Linked DNA regions of Homo sapiens: region 1 is linked to region 2. A link is a loop called in an ENCODE intact Hi-C map of the cell type or tissue named here. Cell type or tissue: lower leg skin. All regions are shown on one strand. Each heading gives the region's core, and the rest is flanking DNA. Links, peaks and the distances in the headings are about the cores only. Region 1 overlaps GTF2IRD1 (GTF2I repeat domain containing 1). Region 2 overlaps GTF2IRD1 (GTF2I repeat domain containing 1).

The links. A loop is a pair of places that touch in the nucleus more often than their neighbours do. Peaks named below come from ENCODE experiments on the same cell type or tissue, not always from the same donor. Only the 100,000 strongest peaks of a DNase experiment are listed, where the experiment ranks them.
Region 1: it touches region 2 in a loop (5-fold over the local background); 2 of 110 quality-filtered maps call a loop at or near these places.

The regions. Positions count from the first base shown.
Region 1 is chr7:74,600,779-74,609,707 of GRCh38, reverse strand. It overlaps GTF2IRD1 (GTF2I repeat domain containing 1), which reads right to left. Exons shown (of 27, transcript NM_005685.4): 26 at 8,528-8,664; 27 at 7,103-7,343. The coding sequence ends at 7,275. Among named protein-coding and RNA genes, the nearest start is that of MIR10525, 9.3 kb to the right of the region's middle. RefSeq lists a silencer at 2,801-3,210. In lower leg skin, for the core only: no CTCF peak of the experiment used is centred there; a DNase peak (open chromatin) is centred at 5,185.
Region 2 is chr7:74,539,034-74,547,962 of GRCh38, reverse strand. It overlaps GTF2IRD1 (GTF2I repeat domain containing 1), which reads right to left. Exons shown (of 27, transcript NM_005685.4): 14 at 7,995-8,084; 15 at 3,161-3,208; 16 at 2,154-2,219; 17 at 677-860. Among named protein-coding and RNA genes, the nearest start is that of WBSCR23, 11 kb to the right of the region's middle. In lower leg skin, for the core only: no CTCF peak of the experiment used is centred there; a DNase peak (open chromatin) is centred at 5,203.

The DNA.
Region 1 (8,929 bases), core at 646-8,645, 62 kb before region 2:
ATCACTTGAACCTGGGAGGTGGAGGTTGCTGTGAGCCAAGATTGCACCATTGCACTCCAGCCTGGGCAACAAGAGTGAAACTCCGTCTCAAAAAAAAAAAAAAAGAGTTAAGGCAGCTGGGTGCAGTGGCATGTGCCTGTAATTCTAGTGCTTTGGGAGGCTGTGGAAGGAGGATCACTTCAGTCTGGGAATTGGAGGCTGCAGTGAGCTAGGAGCGCGCCACTGCACTCCAGCTGGGTGACAGAGTGAGACCCTGTCTCAAAAAAAAAAAAAAAAAAAAAGATTTAAGGGCCCTCTTATTTTCCAGGAGACCGGTGTAGTTTATATTCTTTCACCAACTCGCTCACATTTAGTGAGTACCTTGTATGTCCTGGACGTAGGCGCTAGGATAGAACGGTGGATAAAATGGACACAGTCCTTGACATCATAAAGCATAAAGCAGGCAGAGAAGCAGAAAATAATGACAGAAAAAATAAGTTATTGTAGGCTGGGTGCAGTGGCTCACGCCTGTAATCCCAGCACTTTGGATGGCTGAGACGGGTGGATCACTTGAGGTCAGGAGTTCAAGACCAGCCTGGCCAACATGGTGAAACACTGTCTCTACTAAAAATACAAAAATTAGCCAGGCGTGGTGGCGCAAGCCTGTTATCCCAGCTGCTTAGGGGTCTGACGCAGGAGAATCACTTGACCCTGGGAGACGGAGGTTGCAGTGAGCCAAGATCCCGATACTGCACTCCAGCCTGGGTGACAGAATAGACTCCACCTCAAAAAAAAAAAAAAAAAAAAAAAAAAAAAGAACGAATGATACTTGATATTAATAAAATGATATTTATTTACTTGAGATAGGGTCTTGCTCTGTCGCCCAGGCTGGAGTACAGTGGCACAATTATAGCTCACTGCAGCCTTGAATCCCTGGGCTCAGGTGAGCCTCCCACCTTGGTCTCCTTAGTAGCTGGTACTACAGGTGCCCACCATCATGCCCAGCCATGAGTTTTAGGAAGATGATGAAATTTAAAAATTACAGGGCAGTGGCCAAGTGCAATGGCTCACACCTGTAATCCCAGCATTTTGTGAGTCCCAAGTGAGAGGATCCCTTGAGGCCAGGAGTTTAAGACCAGCCTGGGCAACATAGTGAACTTCTGTCTTTACAATAAGAAAAATTAGCTGGGCATGGTGGCATGTGCCTGAAGTCCCAGCCAGTTGGGAGGCGAGGCGGGGGGATCACTTGAGCCCAGGAGTTCCAGGCTTCAGTGAGCTATGATCGAGCCACTGCATTCCAGCCTGGGCCACACAAAGAGACCTTGTCTCTTTTTTTTTTTTTTTTGAGATGCAGTATTGCTCTCTCACCCAGGCTGGAGTGCAGTGGCACGATCTCAGCTCACTGCAAGCTCCGCCTCCTGGGTTCACACCATTCTCCTGCCTCAGCCTCCCGAGTAGCTGGGACTACAGGTGCCCGGCTAATTTTTTGTATGTTTTTTAGTAGAGACGGGGTTTTACCATGCTAGCCAGTATGGTCTTGATCTCCTGACCTTGTGATCCACCCACCTCGGCCTCCCAAGGTGCTGGGATTACAGGTGTGAGCCACCGCACCCGGCCTTTTTTTTTTTTTTGAGATGGAGTTTTGCTCTGTTGCCCAGGCTGGCGTGTGCAGCGGTGCGATCTCCACTCACTGCAACCTCCACCTTCTGGTTTCAAGCGATTCTCCTGCCTCAGCCTCCCGAGTAGCTGGGATTACAGGCATCCGTCACCACGCCCAGCTAATTTTTGTATTTTTTAGTAGAGACGGGGTTTCACTATGTTGGCCAGGCTGGTCTTGAACTCTTGACCTCGTGATCCGCCCGCCTCAGCCTCCCAAAGTGCTGGGATTACAGGTGTGAGCCATCTCGACCGGCCGAGACCCTGTCTTTTAGAAAAAAAAAAAGTAATAATTAATAATGAAGATAAATAACGCTTTGGTTCCTTAAAAAGAGGTACCTCGCAGGGCCGTTGGAAGCACCAGCCAGGAGAGCTCAGGACCAACCCTCCCCTGAGTGCACCAAGCCAGGCACCTGGGCGGTGCGGGAGGGTGGCCCGAGGGGAGCAGGTGCCCCGTCTCGTTTTGTGGCCCGTCCCTGCGCCAATTATTGCTTTATTACTGTTTTCAGTCAGATATAATTCCAGCATTTTCTATAATCTTGATCTTTTCATTGATACCAGATTTTTGTACAATGATTTGTATATAAAATGACTGTGTACCCACCAGAATACATTCCCCGGCAATTAGAACGTTTAAGATGCAGCTCCTAACCGTCCTTCATTTATTACTTTTGAAAGTGTTTTGTGATTTTTTTGGGGATGTGTTTACAAATCCAATAACAATTCTCATTTAGAGTTGCAAAACACGAAGCCATTTCGAACCGAGACAGATGGCAGCTAAATGAAGTTTAATTAAAGAATGAGTGCTTTGAATCAAATCACTTTTTAAAAAGTACAGTACACTGAGATTCTGGAGAGGTTGCATAAACAGCATCTGGGCGCTTCTGCGAGGAAAAGAGTCAGTAAGGCTTTCCCATCGGATAAGGGGCTGGGCGGGCGCAGGGTGGGCGAAGGGAAAAGCGGCCCTTTGCACAAGACCTCTGTCCTCTGCCTGGACACACCTCCCAAAGCCCAGGCCTCCAGGGACTGGGGGAAACTCACAGGAGGCAACCTCTTGCTTCAAACGCTTTGGCTTGGAGCAGGGGAAGGGGGTGGGAGAGGGGTCCCCACTTCTGCCCTTTCTTTAAGACATAGGGTCTCGCTGTGTTGCCCAGGCTGGAGTGCAGCGGCTCAATCCTCTGCTTTTAGGGAAGCGGGAGGATACGAGGGTTTGCTGCACCGACCCACTTAATTGCACGCCATCTGCACAGTGAGCCTGAAAGAGAACAGATTGGGAGCTTCGCGGGCCTTTGCGCGGATGAAGGAGGATCGGGTTCCCCGGCCCGCCCTACCCCCGGGCTCTGCGCCCTCTCCATGCACGGGATGGCAGTGCCCGCGGGCACAGTCTCAGCCCCGCCGCTCCCGGCCGGGGCAGGAGCCACTTCCGGCTCTGGCCGCGGATCTGAGCGGTGGAGCGGGGGCGGCGGGTCTAGACGACCGACAGGCGCCAGCGGGCGGTGGCGGGCGGGAGGGGGCGCCAGGTGGGCCGGGCCCGGGGGACGGAACGGTGGGACAGAAGGCTGGGGACCCGACCCCCTGCGAGGCGCCTGGAACGCCGCACCTAGATGCTTGCACTGGGTGCAAGGAAAGCAAAACAGATTTTAAATCCAGAGTCACAGGATCGGGGGTGGGGGATGGGTTACAGGACGTGAGGGTTGAAGGCAAGGTGGCAGCTGCAAGGACTCTTCAGATCATCTTGACTTCATAGGCAGTTTCTGCTTGGAGGTGGTGGCCAGTTGAGGAGGTCACTCCTGCCCCCATCCTGGAGTGGAAAAAGTGGGCCCGGCCCAGGGCAGGGGCTGAGGGTGGAGTGGAGGCGCCTGGTGGCACTGGGAGCCACTAGGAGGTGGGAGGGAGGAAGGTGAGGCTGGCAGCTGACTGGGTGGGGGGTTTGCACCAGCGGAGAGGGGGTGGCTGTGCCAGGCACGTGGTTTCTAGCGTCTTTCCAGGAGGAAGTGTGGTCTGGAAGGCTGGGATGGGGCCTTCCTCCCAGCTCTGGGCATGGATGGGACTGACCCTGAGGACTGGCAGAAGCCCTGGACTAAAGTTTTGACCATTTCCTCAGCTGATTCAGAACTCAGTCCCTCCAAGCCACAGGCCTCATTCTGGGCCCTGGGTGGACGGTTAGAGCCAGATCCTGGGACCACCCTGACCCCTGACTCTCCAGAACCCCTCGTCCACCCGACTGGCTGACCCTCTAGTTATTTTCTCCACCTGGCCCAAACCACTGCCATCTCTCTCTCTCTCTCTTTTTTTGAGACGGAGTCTCGCTCTGTTGCCCAGGCTGGAGTGCAGTGGTGCGATCTCAGCTCACTGCCAATCTCTGCCTCTTGGGTTCAAGAGATTCTTCTGCCTCAGCCTCCAGAGTAGTTGGGATTACAGGTGTCCACCACCATGCCCAGCTAATTTTTGTATTTTTAGTAGAGACAGGGTTTCACCATGTTGGCCAGGCTGGTCTCGAACTCCTGGCCTCAGGTGATCCACCCACCTCAGCCTCCCAAAGTGCTGGGATTACAGGCATGAGCCACTACGCCTGGCCTCTACTGCTATCTTCTGTTGGAGCCTCCCAGGTGGTCTTCTGATGTATTCCTCCCTTCCTTCTCCGACATCTCTCAGCGGGCAGGGGCACCCTTCCAAAATGCAGACCTAGGCCTGGCTCTCCCCCAGGTACTTCCTGCTGTGGGTCTCATTTGCCTTCTGGAAATTGCCTTGGCCCGGCTTATGAGGCCTTCCACGTGGGTCGGTGAGAAAAAGTACGCAGCTCTGTCCCAGAGTGCATGGCTGGGCAGGTGTAACCCAGGCTGGATGTCTGCCTCTGCCCACCACTTCAGCCCGGCACCATGTGTAGGAGACACCTGCTTAGCGTCCTCGGGAACCCTGACTAAGTCCACACCTGCCCTGACATGTCACCTCCAGCCACCCTGTGTCTGCTCTGGTGACACCTTCTTATTCCTGGAACGTACCCAGTCCCTGTCCAGCTCCGTTTTTGCCCACATCGCTCTCGTCTTAAACACCCACCTACCTCAGCCCTCCTCTCTTTGTCCCCCCAAAGCCTCACTTGCTCTTCAAGCCTCAGCTTCAAGGACTCTTCCTACTTTCTGCACTAGGTGAGGCCCCCCCGCTTTGTTTTTTCAGAGGCAGGGTCTTGCTCTGTTGCCCATGCTCAAGAGCAGTGGTGCAATCACGGCTCACTGCAGTGTCAAACTCTTGGTCTCAAACAATCCTCCTGCCTCAGCCTCCAGAGTAGCTGGGACCACGCACACACCACCATACCCAGCTAATTAACATTTTTTAGAGAAAGGGTTCCACTATGTTGTCTAGGCTGGTCTTGAACTCCTGGCCTCAAGCGATCCTCCCACCTTGGCCTCCCAAAGCACTGGGATTACAGGCCTGAGCCACCGCACCAGCCCTACTCTGTTTTGTACTCCCTGGCAGCTGCCTCCCCAATTAGGACACTCAGCTGCTTGGCCTCCCCAGCCAGAAGGGCAGGGCTCAGTAAATATGTGTCACCCAATAAGCAGGGACTGGGTGCCAGGCCTTGGACGCCTGCCACGCTCTTGTGACTTGTCTTTCTGCCTTCAGTCTTGTCCCTTCCTTCAACTTCCCACCTGCCCCTAAAGTGGTCTTTCTGAGACACAGCTGGGACCCCATCACTCTGCTTGTCAGGTATCCAGAGCTCTATCCAAAATCATCCCAGGCTGGGCATGGTGGCTCACGCCTCTAATCCCAGCACTCTGGGAGGCTGGGGCAGGAGGATGGCTTGAGCCCAGGAATTTGCAGCCAGCCTGGGCAACATAACCCAAGACCCCATCTCTACAAAAAAATCAAAAAATTAGCTGGGTGTGGTGGCTCACACCTGTAGTCCCAGCTACTCTGGAGGCTGAGGCAGGAGGATTACTTGAGCCCAGGAGTTTGAGGCTGCAGGAAGATATGATCGTGCCACTGCATTCCAGCCTGGGGACACAGAAAGAACTTGCCTCTGAAAAAAGAAAACTTGTCCTGCCCCCACCCCACCCCCCTTTTTTTTTGAGATGGAGTTTCATTCTTGTTGCCCAGGCTGGAGTGCAATGGTACAGTCTCGGCTCACTGCAACCTCTGCCTCCTGGGTCCAAGCAATTCTCCTGCCTCTGCCTTCCAAGTAGCTGGAATTACAGTTGCGCGCCACCACACCTGGCTAATTTTTTTGTATTTTTAGTAGAGATAGGGTTTCATCATGTTGGCTGGGCTGGTCTCGAACTCCTGACTTCAGGCGATCTGCACACCTTGGCCTCTCAATGTGCTGGGATTACAGGCGTGAGCCACCGCACCTGGTCTCCAAACCCCTTTTTGAAGAAGCCTCCCATCCAGCCACAGTGCTTCACTGGGATGGGCCCCTCCCTCTCTGACATTTACCATATTTAACACTTTTTTTTTTTTTTGAGACAGGGTCTTGCTTTGTCGCCCAGGCTGGAGTGCAGTGGTGTAATCATGACTCACTACAGCCTCAACCATCTTTACTCAAGCAATCCTCCTCCTGCCTCAGCCTCCTGAGTAGCTGGACTCCAGGTGTGTGCACCACCACGCCTGGCTAATTTTTGTGCTTTTGTTTTGTTTTTTTGAGACGGACTTTTGTTCTTCTTGCCCCAGCTGCAGTGCAATGGCGTGGTCTCAGCTCACTGCAACCTCTGCCTCCCAGGTTCAAGTGATTCTCCTACCTCAGCCTCCTGAGTAGCTGGGATTACAGGTTCCCGCCACCACACCTGGCTAATTTTTGCATTTTTAGTAGAGATGGGGTTTCACCATGTTGGCCAGGCTGGTCTCGAACTCCTGACCTCAGGTGATCCACCCGCCTCGGCCTCCCAAAGTGCTGGGATTACAGGCATGAGCCATCATGCCCGGCCTCATTTTTGCATTTTCGTACAGACGGGGTCTCCTTATGTTGCCCAGGCTAGTCTCAAACTCCTGACCTCAGGTGATTCACCCGCCTCAGCCTCCCAGAGTGCTGGGATTACAGGTGTAAGCCACATTTAACATTTTCTAGAGAAAGGGTTCTACTATGTTGCCTAGGCTCATCTCAAACTCCTGGTCTCAAGCAATCCTCCCACCTTGGCCTCCCAAAGCATCGGTATTACAGGCCAATGAGGTCGAACTCCTGACCTCAAGCAATCCACCCACCTCGACATCCCAAAGTGCTGGGATTCCAGGCATGAGCCACCACGCCCGGCCCCGTGGCACATTTTCCTTCCGTGGCTTTTCTTCTTGAGGTCACGTGCTCCCAGGAGCACAGAGAGCTCTGGGGTCTTCCTGGACACTACCTCTGCTGTGATGAAGAAGGAGGGCCTTGGCAGGCCACCTGAGCTGCGTTTCCTGACCCTGTCCCCAGTGACAGCTGCGGCCACGATCCAAAAGAGAACATGAAACAGTGACCGTAAAAGTAAAGGCAACACTCTTTTTTTTTTTTTTCTTTTTTTACTTATTTAAAAAGGCCTTGGTGGCAGGAATATAGTGTAAAAATCATTGGAAAAACTAAAAGGCATCGATACATATCCGAATATACATTTTGTACATAAATTACATTTCCTTTAGTCTTTCTGAGTGAGGTCCTGATTCAGTACTGAGGTCTAGTAATTAAGAGGTCCCGGGAGCTGCACGTTCAGGCCGGCATAGTCCACCATGTACATTGGCCATTGCTAGAGAGAGGGACAAAGGGACTGGATTAGGACTCCAGGTGATGCGGAACAAACCCAAAATGCTTAGTTCTGCTTTTGGAAGAGCTTTCTCAGAGGCTATTTATTTATATTTTTTATTTTTTTGAGATGGAGTTTCACTCTTCTGCCCAGGCTGGAGTGCAGTGATGCAATCTCGGCTCACTGCAACCTTGGCCCCGCGGGTTCAAGCGAGTCTCCTGCCTCAGCCTCCCGAGTAGCTGGGATTATAGGCGCCCGCCACCATGCCCGGCTAATTTTTCTATTTTTAGTAGAGACGGGGTTTTGCCATGTTGGCCAGGCTGGTCTTGAACTCCTGAGCCTCAAGTGATCCGCCTGCCTCGGCCTCCCAAAGTGCTAGGATTACAGGCGTGAGCCACCACACCCAGCCTATTTATTTATTTTTGAGATGGAGTCTCGTTCTCTTGCCCAGGCTGGAGTGCAATGGGACGATCTTGGCTCACTGCAGCCTCAATCCCCTTGGGCTCAAATGATCCTCCTGCCCCAGCCTCCCAAGTAGCTGCGACCACAGGCACGTGCCACCATGCCTGGCTAATTTTTTTTTCTGAGACAGTGTTTCACTCTTGTTGCCCAGGCTGCAGTGCAATGGCGCGACCTCGGCTCATTGCAACCTCTGCCTCCCAGGTTCAAGCGATTCTCCTATCTCAGCCTTCCAAGTAGCTGGGATTACAGGCATGAGCCACTATGCCCCACTTTGCCCGGCTAATTTTGTATTTTTAGTAGAGATGGGGTTTCCCCGTGTTGGTCAGCCTGGTCTCAAACTCCTGACCTCAGGTGATCCACCCGACTTGACCTGCCAAAGTGCTGGGATTACAGGCGTGAGCCACTGCACCCGCCAGCCATGTCTTTTCATGTCTCCAGCTCTGGTGCGGCTGAAGGGTGTGGGCAGGTGGACCTCAGCCGGCCCATCTGCCCAGCGAGGATGTGAATTCCTGCCTGAGTGCCTGTGAGTACCCCACGAGAAGGATGGGCTACCTCTTGGGTGAGACAGGTGGATGCATCTATAACCCCCGAGGCCGGAAGGTCCCCACTCAAAGCCCAGTGCCTCCCCGTCCCCTGGGCCCACATCCCAGAGTAGACGGCCCTGCCAGACAGAGGGGTGAGGGCCACAGAGATGAGTGCCGGAGTCCAAATCGGTGCAACTTTACCACGAGTGAGATCTGGTTGGCCGATGCCACTGAATCCGGGTTAGAGGACGAGGAAGAGGAAGACGAGGAGGAAGAGGAGACGGAATTTCCTTCCGAGACCCGCTTTCTCTTGCGCTTGGGAATGCTGCTGTCTTTGGCTGGAAGGAGGGGAAAAGGCTGTTGACACTGGAAGCTGAGGCTTTTCTGTCTCAGCCTCCTGAGCTCCCTGGAAAAGTGCTCTGTCTTAAGGTTTCGAGTCCCCCTTTCAGGATTTCAGGCTCCTGATCCCCTGGGGGTCAGGGCCCACCTGTCCAGAGCCCACATGTCCAGCCTCCTTCCCAAAGCAAGCCCGAGGGCCCACTCTCCCCGGCCTCCTGCTCTTGCTGGCCTGCCTGCCTTTGCTAACACCGTATCCTCATCCCC
Region 2 (8,929 bases), core at 714-8,713:
GACACCAACACGCCAGCCTGGAGAACCCGTGAGCTGATGGGACGTTCCCATTCTGCATCTGGGGAAACTGAACACTGCTCTCCTGAGACTGCGAGAGGGGTCAGTTCGGTGGCTTTGGGTCTGGCAGGCCTGGGGAGCCTCATGTCTGCCAACTGCAGCCAAACCCCATCTAACACCTTGCTGTCAAAAAAAAAAAAAAAAAAAAAAGAGAGAGAGAAAAGAAAGGCCTGGTGCCGTGGCTCACACCTGTAATCCCAGCACTTTGGGAGGCTGAGGTGGCCGGATCACTTGAGGTTGGTAGTTCAAGACCAGCCTGGCCAACATGGTGAAACCCTGTCTCCACTAAAAATACAAAAATTAGCCGGGCGTGGTGGCGCGCACCTGTAGTCTCAGCTACTCAAGGGGCTGAGGCAGGAGACTCGCTTGAAGCCAGAGCGGAGGTTGCAGTGAGCCAAGTTCGTATCACTGTACTCCAGCCTGGGAGACAGTGAGACTCTGTCTCAAAAAAAAAAAAAAAAAAAAAGGCTGGGCATGGTGGCACACACCTCACACCTGTGGTCCCAGCTATTCAGGTGGCTGAGGCACAAGAATTGCTTGATGGCAATTTGGTGCTGCTCCTGCCCCTTGGTGCTGAGCAGGGCCGGTGCTGTCTCCCATGGACCTGGTTGGGCCTTACCTCTTGATGACAAACTGGATGCTGTTGCTGGCCTCCAGAATCTTCCGGAGCTTGGCGATCCCGAAGCAGTTGGGCCTGCGGAGGGAGATGCCTTCAGGCAGTCCCACCACAAACAGCTCCTCCGGGTGCATCAGAAACTTGGAGTACGGCACCTTGACGGGCTCCGAGATGCCAATGGCCTTGGCTGCAGAGACATGGCTGCTGTAGGGCCACCCGGTGCCACAGGGCCAGGAGCCTCAACCCCTGTGTCCCGTGCCTGTGTCGGGGGGCAAAGCTGCCAGAGCCCTTTTGAGGGCCTGCCAGCTTTCCTGGGATGTGGAAAGAGTGGCCCCCCAGCCTGCAGGAAAGGAACCTGGAGTTCAGAGGGGACGTGACTTGTCTGAGGTCACAGAGCCACTGAACAGCAGAGCCAGGGGATAGGAACTCAACCCAGGGTTACCCCAAGGCCCACGCTGGGTCCATGCCCTCATGCCCAGGCAGTACAGAAGCCACCACTAATGGCTGCTGAGATTCGGCATTGCTTCCCCGAGTCCACTGGGCCTCGCCCTTCCAGTAAGGCCCCCCGAGTGTCCCTCCTGCCACCATAAGCAACCCCACACGCTGCTGTGGCACAACACCACGCCTTGGAACGAACCCGATCTCTGCCACTGAGTGGTGTGGGGCCTTGGACGAGTCACACCCCTTTACCAGGCCTCAGTTCTCCTCATCTGTAAAGTGGGTCTTAGGACACGGGGATTTTGTGAGATGGGATACAAGAACACAGGGGGCCGGGTGCAGTGGCTCAAGCCTATAATCCCTGCACTTTGGGAGGCCAAGGTGGGTAGATCGCTTAAGGTCAGGAGTTCAAGACCAGCCTGGCCAACATGGTGAAGCCCTGTCTCTATTAAAACTACAAAAATTAGCCGGGTATGGTGGCAGGTGCCTGTAATCCCAGCTACTCGGGAGGGTGAGGCAGGAGAATTTCTTGAACCCAGGAAGCGCAGGTTGCAGTGAGCTGATATTGCGCCACCACACCCCAGCCTGGGCAACAGAGTGAGACTCCGCCTCAAAAAAAAAAAAAAAAAAAAAGAAAAACATGGGGAATCACCTAGCCTCATGCCCGGCACACCACTGAGGTTATCTTATCTTATTCTTATTATGAGTCTTCTTGAGGACCCTGGATGAGGGTGAGGGCGGAGGGATGAGGGTGAGGGCGGAGGGCTGAGGGCTGGCGACATTACAGGGGAGGGAGTGGCCTCTCCAACCTGCGACTGAGGCAGAGTGTGAGTGAGTGAGCCAGGGAGCCTGAGTGACAGCCTCTCTAGTGTCCCCATCCTCATGATGGGTCCCAGCTCCTCCCTTCCCTCTCTCCCTTGTCCCTGCCCAGAGAACAGCTGGGATGGGAACAGGCAAGGGGATGCGACCAAAGCCCTTCTGCAAACAGGGCGGCTGGAGGGGGGCCGGGATGCCCCCAGACCCTGTCCCACTTCTTGCTCACCGTATCGTGTGTTGAAGAGCAGCTCCACCTGCTTCCGCAGGGGCCGGATCACGTCACCGTGGCTGTCTGGAAGGCAAAAGGCAGTCTGTTGAGGCTGGTTGGTGGCAGCTTCTCGGCTGATGTTCCTGCTCTGCTGGTACCAACATTGGCCCTGTGGTGGGATCTTGGAATGGGGGAAGGCTGGGGCTGGGGCGGTGGGTAACTTATTTCCTCAGAAATGGCACACGCAGACAGGTCCACAATTCCTGGGCTCACATTCTTGTTTGCGAAATCAAATCTAGGGCACCGCCAGCCTGAATGAAGATTTGGAAGGTTCTGTGGACTAGGAGTGACCATGGGTCTTTCTAGGTATGTGACTGAGTGTAGCATGTGATAGAACTAGTGGGTACCCACTAAGCCTGCAAATTGAGCAGGCTGCCACCAGGTGGCAGCGGAACTGTGTTAAGACTTCATGGTTCCTCCTGCCAGGCTGGGTTTGGGGAAGTGACAATTCTCTCCTCTGACACTCACTCATTCCATTCCAGGATACTACAGAGATGAAACAGACCCACCCTCACCCTGGCCTCCCTCTCTCTCTGTCCTACTTCCATTCTCAGCAGGGAGGGAATTCTCACGTTCCTGAGAATGGGCGTGTCTGCTGGACACAAAGCAAATTTTGTGCTTTCAGGCCTCTAATCTACTTGCTCAGATAGAGGAGGCTCAGTTCCCAGTCTTAAAACCTTTGCGCAAAGCAGCAGGGTGTGTAATAAAAACAAAGGCTTGCAATTTTCCTTAGCAGTGGGAACTGCTCTCACCTTTGACCAGGAACTTCCTGGTTCTAGAAGACAAATCCTTAAATCTCCTCCCATATCAGGCAGCCCACAGGATTCCCACCCCCACACCAGGGTGCTGGAGAGAGATGAGGTGGAGAGAACGAAGAGACCCAGAGGCCAAGGGGAGGTGGGCGGCAGGGGAAGAGAGATGGGGTGGGGGTGGGTGTAAAATGTCAGGGGTAGACAGGGCCTCACCCTCCACGGGCCTCTCCTCGGGCCGCGCGTCCTCACTCAGACCTTTGTCTAAAAGAGAACAGAGGATGCCGGGAAGCCACATTCATCATCTCCTAAGCCATGCACTGCCGACGTCAGGCCAGATAGCTGGGGAATGGCAGGCCAGGGGGCCCCAACTCTGAAGCATGGCACCCACTCCAATGGGATCAGGGACCCCGATTCCATACAGGTGCCTACCCTGGCCTTCACACGAAAGCAGGCTGAGATCATTTTGCATGCACCTCCCAAGCTAGTCTGTTCTAGACACTGAGGACACGTGGGAACAAGACAAAGTCCTCGGCTGGGCACGGTGGCTCACACCTGTAATCCCAGCACTTTGGGAGGCTGAGATGGGTGGATTACTTGAGGCCAGGAGTTTGAGACCAGCTTGGCCAACATGGGGAAATGCTGTCTCTACTAAAAATACAAAAATTGGCTGGGCATGGTGGCGCATGCCTGTAATCCCAGCTACTCGGGAGGCTGAGGCAGGAGAATCGCCTGAACCTAGGAGGCGGAGGTTGCAGCGAGGTCATGCTATTGCACTCCAGCCTGGGCAACAGAGTGAGACTCCGTCTCAAAAACAAACAAACAAACAAACAAAAAAACTTCCAGGTGAGAATACAAGGGACAATTTGTTTAAAATAGTCATCACATGAATTAGCACATAGATAAAAACATACAAAAGGAAGATGCTAGGAATACTAGTGGTTGCCTGAGGAGGATGTGACTGGAGCTTTTTCCTGGGTCTTGCTCTGTTGCCCAGGATGGAGTGCAGTGGAGCAATCACAGCTCACTACAGCCTCAACCTCTTGGGCTCAAGCTATCCTCCCTCCTTGGCCACCTGAATAGCTGGGACTACAGGTAGGTACCACCACATCCAGCTAATTGTTTTTTTTTTTTTTTTTTTTTTTTGTAGAGATGGGGTCTTGCTATGCTCCCCAGGCTGGTTGTAAACTCCTGGGATCAAACGATCCACCCGCCTCAGTCTCCTCAATAGCTGGAACTAGAGGCATGTACCACCACGGCTGGCTACTTTTTAAAATTTTTTGTAGAGACAGGGTTTCGCCATGTTGTCCAAGCTGGTCTCGAACTCCTGGGCTCAAGCGATCCTCCCACCTTGGCCTCCCAAAGTGCTAGGATTACAGACATGAGCCACTGCACCTGCTCAATGTATTACACAGTTCTGTATCATTTAACTGTTTCATATCAAATATGTGTAAACAGAAAAAGCACACAAATGCAAAATCCTCTAATCCATGGTGGTCCTGGACATCTCAGAATTTTCTTTTTTTGTTGTTGTTTTGTGCTTTTTGAGACAGAGTCTCGCTCTGTCACCCAGGCTGGAGTGCAGTGGTGCAGTCTCAGCTCACTGCAACCTCCACCTCCTGGGTTCAAGCGATTCTCCTGCCTCAGCCTCCTGAGTAGCTGGGATTACAGATGTGACTACCATCAGAATTTTCTTTTTCTTTTTTTTTCTTTTTCTAGACAGAGTTTCGCTCTTGTCACCCAGGCTGAAGTGCAATGGTGCGATCTTGGCTCACTGCAACCTCTGCCTCCTGGGTTCAAGTGATTCTCCTGCTTCAGCCTCCCAAATAGCTGGGATAACAGGTGCGCACCACCATGCCCAGCTAATTTTGTATTTTTAGTGGAGACGGAGTTTCGCCATGTTGGGCAGGCTGGTCTCGAACTCCTGATCTCAGGTGATCCCGCCTCGGCCTCCCAAAGTGCTGGGATTATAAGTGTGAGCCACCACACCCAGCCAGAATTTTCTTAATTCATCAGGTTTGACTGGGGTGCCTGGGAAGGAACCCTGCATGGGAAACATGTTTTCCAGCCCAAGGCTGTGTGACCTTGGGGAGGTGGATGAGCCTTGCTGAGCCTGTGTTCTGCTCTGTGAAACAAACAGCAATGATGCTGTGCTCATCCAAGGCCCCCAACCCCTGCAGTGCCACCCAGCCTCTGGCTGTGAGTGCTGCATGGAGGCTTCTATGGTGTTTTCTAAGGCCACTGCAAACCCAGCTGGGCACCGTGCCAATTCCTTAGGCGCCACGCCATGCTGTCATCTCAGCCTGAGCTTGGCGTCAACCAAACTCTCTGGATAGCTACGCCACAGACTGCTGTCAAGTCTGGTCATGCCCAGTTTGTGCTGGACAAATCATATTTTTTTCTTCATTACCAAAGTATTAGAAGTGCATCATAACTGATTTAGAAAATAAAAAACGCAAATCATTTTGCCTAACACTGCTACTGTTTTGCTCTACCCTTGTTTGTCCCCAGTGATTACGTTTGCAACACAGTTGTAAGCAAAGCACAATCAATTTTTCCTCTTTTGCTTAGTGTTACATCCTAAGCATCCTGCCTTGTTGCCTATTTTTGTTTGCTTGTTTTTGAGATAGAATTTCACTCTGTTGCCCAGGCTGGAGTGCAGTGGCGTGATCTCGGCTGCAAACTCCGCCTCCCAAGGTTCAAGCGGTTTTCCTGCCTCAGTGTCCCAAGTAGCTGGGACTGCAGGTGCCTGCCACCATGCCCAGCTAATTTTTTTTTGGTCTTTTTAGCAGAGATGGGGTTTCACTAGGTTGGCCAGGCTGATCTTGAACTCCTGGCCTCAGGTGATCTGCCTGCCTCGGCCTCCCAAAGTGCTAGGATTACGCAATTCTTCATGCCCAGCCTATTTTTGTTTTTTTTTTTTGAGATGGTGTCTTGCTGTGGCACCCAGACTGGAGTGCAGTGGCACCATCATAGCCCACTGCAGGCTCCAACTCCTGGGCTCAAAGGATCCTCCTGCCTCAGCCTCCTGAGTAGATGGGACTACACATAGGTCCTACCGTTCCTGTCTAATTTTTATCTATCTATCTATCTATCTATCTATCTATTTAGTTATTTTGAGGCAGAGCTTCGCTCTGTTGTCCAGGCTGGAGTGCAATGGCAAAATCTTGGCTCACTGCAACCTCTGCCTCCTGGGTTCAAGTGATTCTCCTGCTTCAGCCTCCTGAGTAGCTGGGACTACAGGCATGCGCCACCATGCCCAGCTAATTTTTGTATTTTTAGTAGAGAAGGGGGTTTCATCATGCTGGCCAGGCTGGTTTTGAACTCTGACCTCAAGTGATCTGCCCGCCTCAGCCTCCCAAAATGGTGAATTACAGTTGTAAGCCAATGCACCTGACCTATTTATTTATTTTAAGATAGGGTCTTACTCAGTGGCACCATCACGGCTCACCACAGCCTCAACCTCCTGGGCTCAATCAATCCTCCTACCTCAGCCTCCCAAGTAGCTGGAACTACAGGCACGCACCACCACACCCAACTAATTTCTGTATTTTTTGTAGAGATAGGGTTTCACCATGTTGCCCAGGCTGGTCTCAAGCTCCTGGGCTGAGGCAATCCTCCTGCCTTGGCCTCCCAAAGTGTTGAGATTATAGCTGTGAGACACTGTGTCAGTCAATTAAAAAAAAATCTTTTAGAGATGGAGTCTTGCTATGTTGCCCAGGCTGGTCTCGAACTCCTGGCCTCAAGCAGTACCCTCGCCTTGGCCTCCCAAAGTGCTGGAATTACAGGCGTGAGCCACCTCACCCTGCCTATTTTACTTATTTGCTTACTGTTTATCTCTCCGCACGAGGATGTGTACCCCAGCAGGTGGGGACACCTGTTTGGTCCACTGCTTTTTCCCCAGCCCCTTACGCAGGACCTAGTACATAGCAGGTGCTCAATAAATATTTGTTGAGGCAAGGTGTGGTGGCTCACGCCTGTAATCCCAGCACTTTGGGAGGCTGAGGCAGGAGGATCATTTGAGGTCAGGAGTTCGAGACCTGCCTGACCATCATGGTGAAACCCCGTCTCTACTAAAAATACAAAAAAATTAACCAGGCGTGGTGGCGGGCGCCTGTAATCCCAGCTACTCAGGAGAACTGCTTGAAGCCGGGAGGTGGAGGTTGCAGTGAGCTGAGATCGCGCCACTGCACTCCAGTCTGGGTGACAGAGTGAGGCTCCATCTCAAAAAATTTAAGAGATGGGTCTCTCTATGTTGCCCAGGCTGATCTTGAACTCCCAGCCTCAAGTAATCCCCTCACCTTGGGTTCCCAAAGTGCTGGGATTACAGGCACGAGCCACCTTACCCTGCCTATTTTACTTATTTGCGTACTATCCATCTATCTCTTCACATGAGGATGTGCACCCCAGGAGGTGGGGACTTCTGCTTGGTTCACTGCTTTGTCTCCAGCCCCTTACACAGGACCTGGTACACAACAGATGCTCAATAAATAGTTGTTGGATAAATGGACAAATTAATTCCAACAGGTGGCTCCTGGGAAGGACGCTGGGCCTTGTTATAAATGGAGCCTATGGCCAGGCACGGTGGCTCACGCCTGTAATCCCAGCACTTTGGGAGGCTGAGGCAGGTGGATCACCTGAGGTCGGGAGTTCAAGACCAGCCTGACCAACATAGCGAAAGCCCGCCTCTACTAAAAATACAAAATTAGCTAGGCATGGTGGCACATGCCTGTAATTCCAGCTACTCAGGAGGCTGAGGCAGGAGAATCACTTGAACCTGGGAGGCAGAGGTTGCGGTGAGCCGAGATCGTGCCACTGCACTCCAGCCTGGGCAACAAGAGTGAAACTCCGTCTCTAAATAAATAAATAGAGCCTACTTGAGGTTTCCAAAAGGAACCCAGCCTTGGATTAGGGTCAGGCATATATTGGGTTTCCTCTACTACAGACGGCTGACACCAAGAAACACCTGGGGACGGCCTGGCCCACCCCTTTCCCTTTGCTCCCTGGAGAGCTGAGTCCCAAGCACCACCAGCCCAGGTCCATTTCTTACCTGTCAGCATCTCCATCCCATAACCAGAATCCTCCGATGGCAGGTGCCCAGGCATCGAGTCTGTCATTTCCTCAGAGGTTGGCGAGGGGTCTGAAGACAAAACTCCGAATGACACGGGTATCTTCTGCCTGTCATACTCCTGTCACAGTCCCTCAGGGCCCACCCAGCCCAGTCTCCCCACAGACAAGGGTCCTTTTCTTTCTGTCTCTTTTTTTTTTTTGGTTTGAGATGGAGTCTCACTCTGTCGTCCAGGCAGGAGTGCAGTGGCGCCATCTTGGCTCACTGTAACCTCCGCCTCCCGGGTTCAAGCGATTCTCCTGCCTCAGCCTCCTGAGTAGCTGGGACTACAGGCGTGAGCCACCATGCCTGGCTTATTTTTGTATTTTTAGTAGAGATGGGGTTTCACTATGTTGGCCAGGCTGGTCTCTAACTCCTGACCTCAGGTGATGTGCCCGCCTCGGCCTCCCAAAGTGCTGGGATTATAGGCGTGAGCCACTGCGCCCAGTCATTTCTTTTTTTTTGAGATAGGGTCTCGCTCTGTTGCCCAGGCTGGAGTGCAGTGGTGGGATGACTGCTCACTGCAGCCTCCAACTCTTGGGCTCAAGTGATCCTCCTGCCCTAGCCTCCTGAGAAGCTACACCGACAGGCACACACCACCACATCTGGCTAATGTTTTGTATTTTTTGTGGAGATGTGGGTGTTGCTATGCTGCCCAGGCTGGTCTTGAACTCCTGGCCTCAAGCCATCCTCCCGTGTCAGCCACCCAAAATGCCAGGATTACAAGCATGAGCCACTGTGCCCAGCACCCTCTTGGCTTCTAACAGTCACCCCGTACTGAGGCTCCAGCGCCCAAATCTATCCTCTCCTCTGAAGATGTGGAAAATGAGGCTTGGCAGGGGGTAGGGTCAAACTCAGAGCCTCTCACACCCATGGCT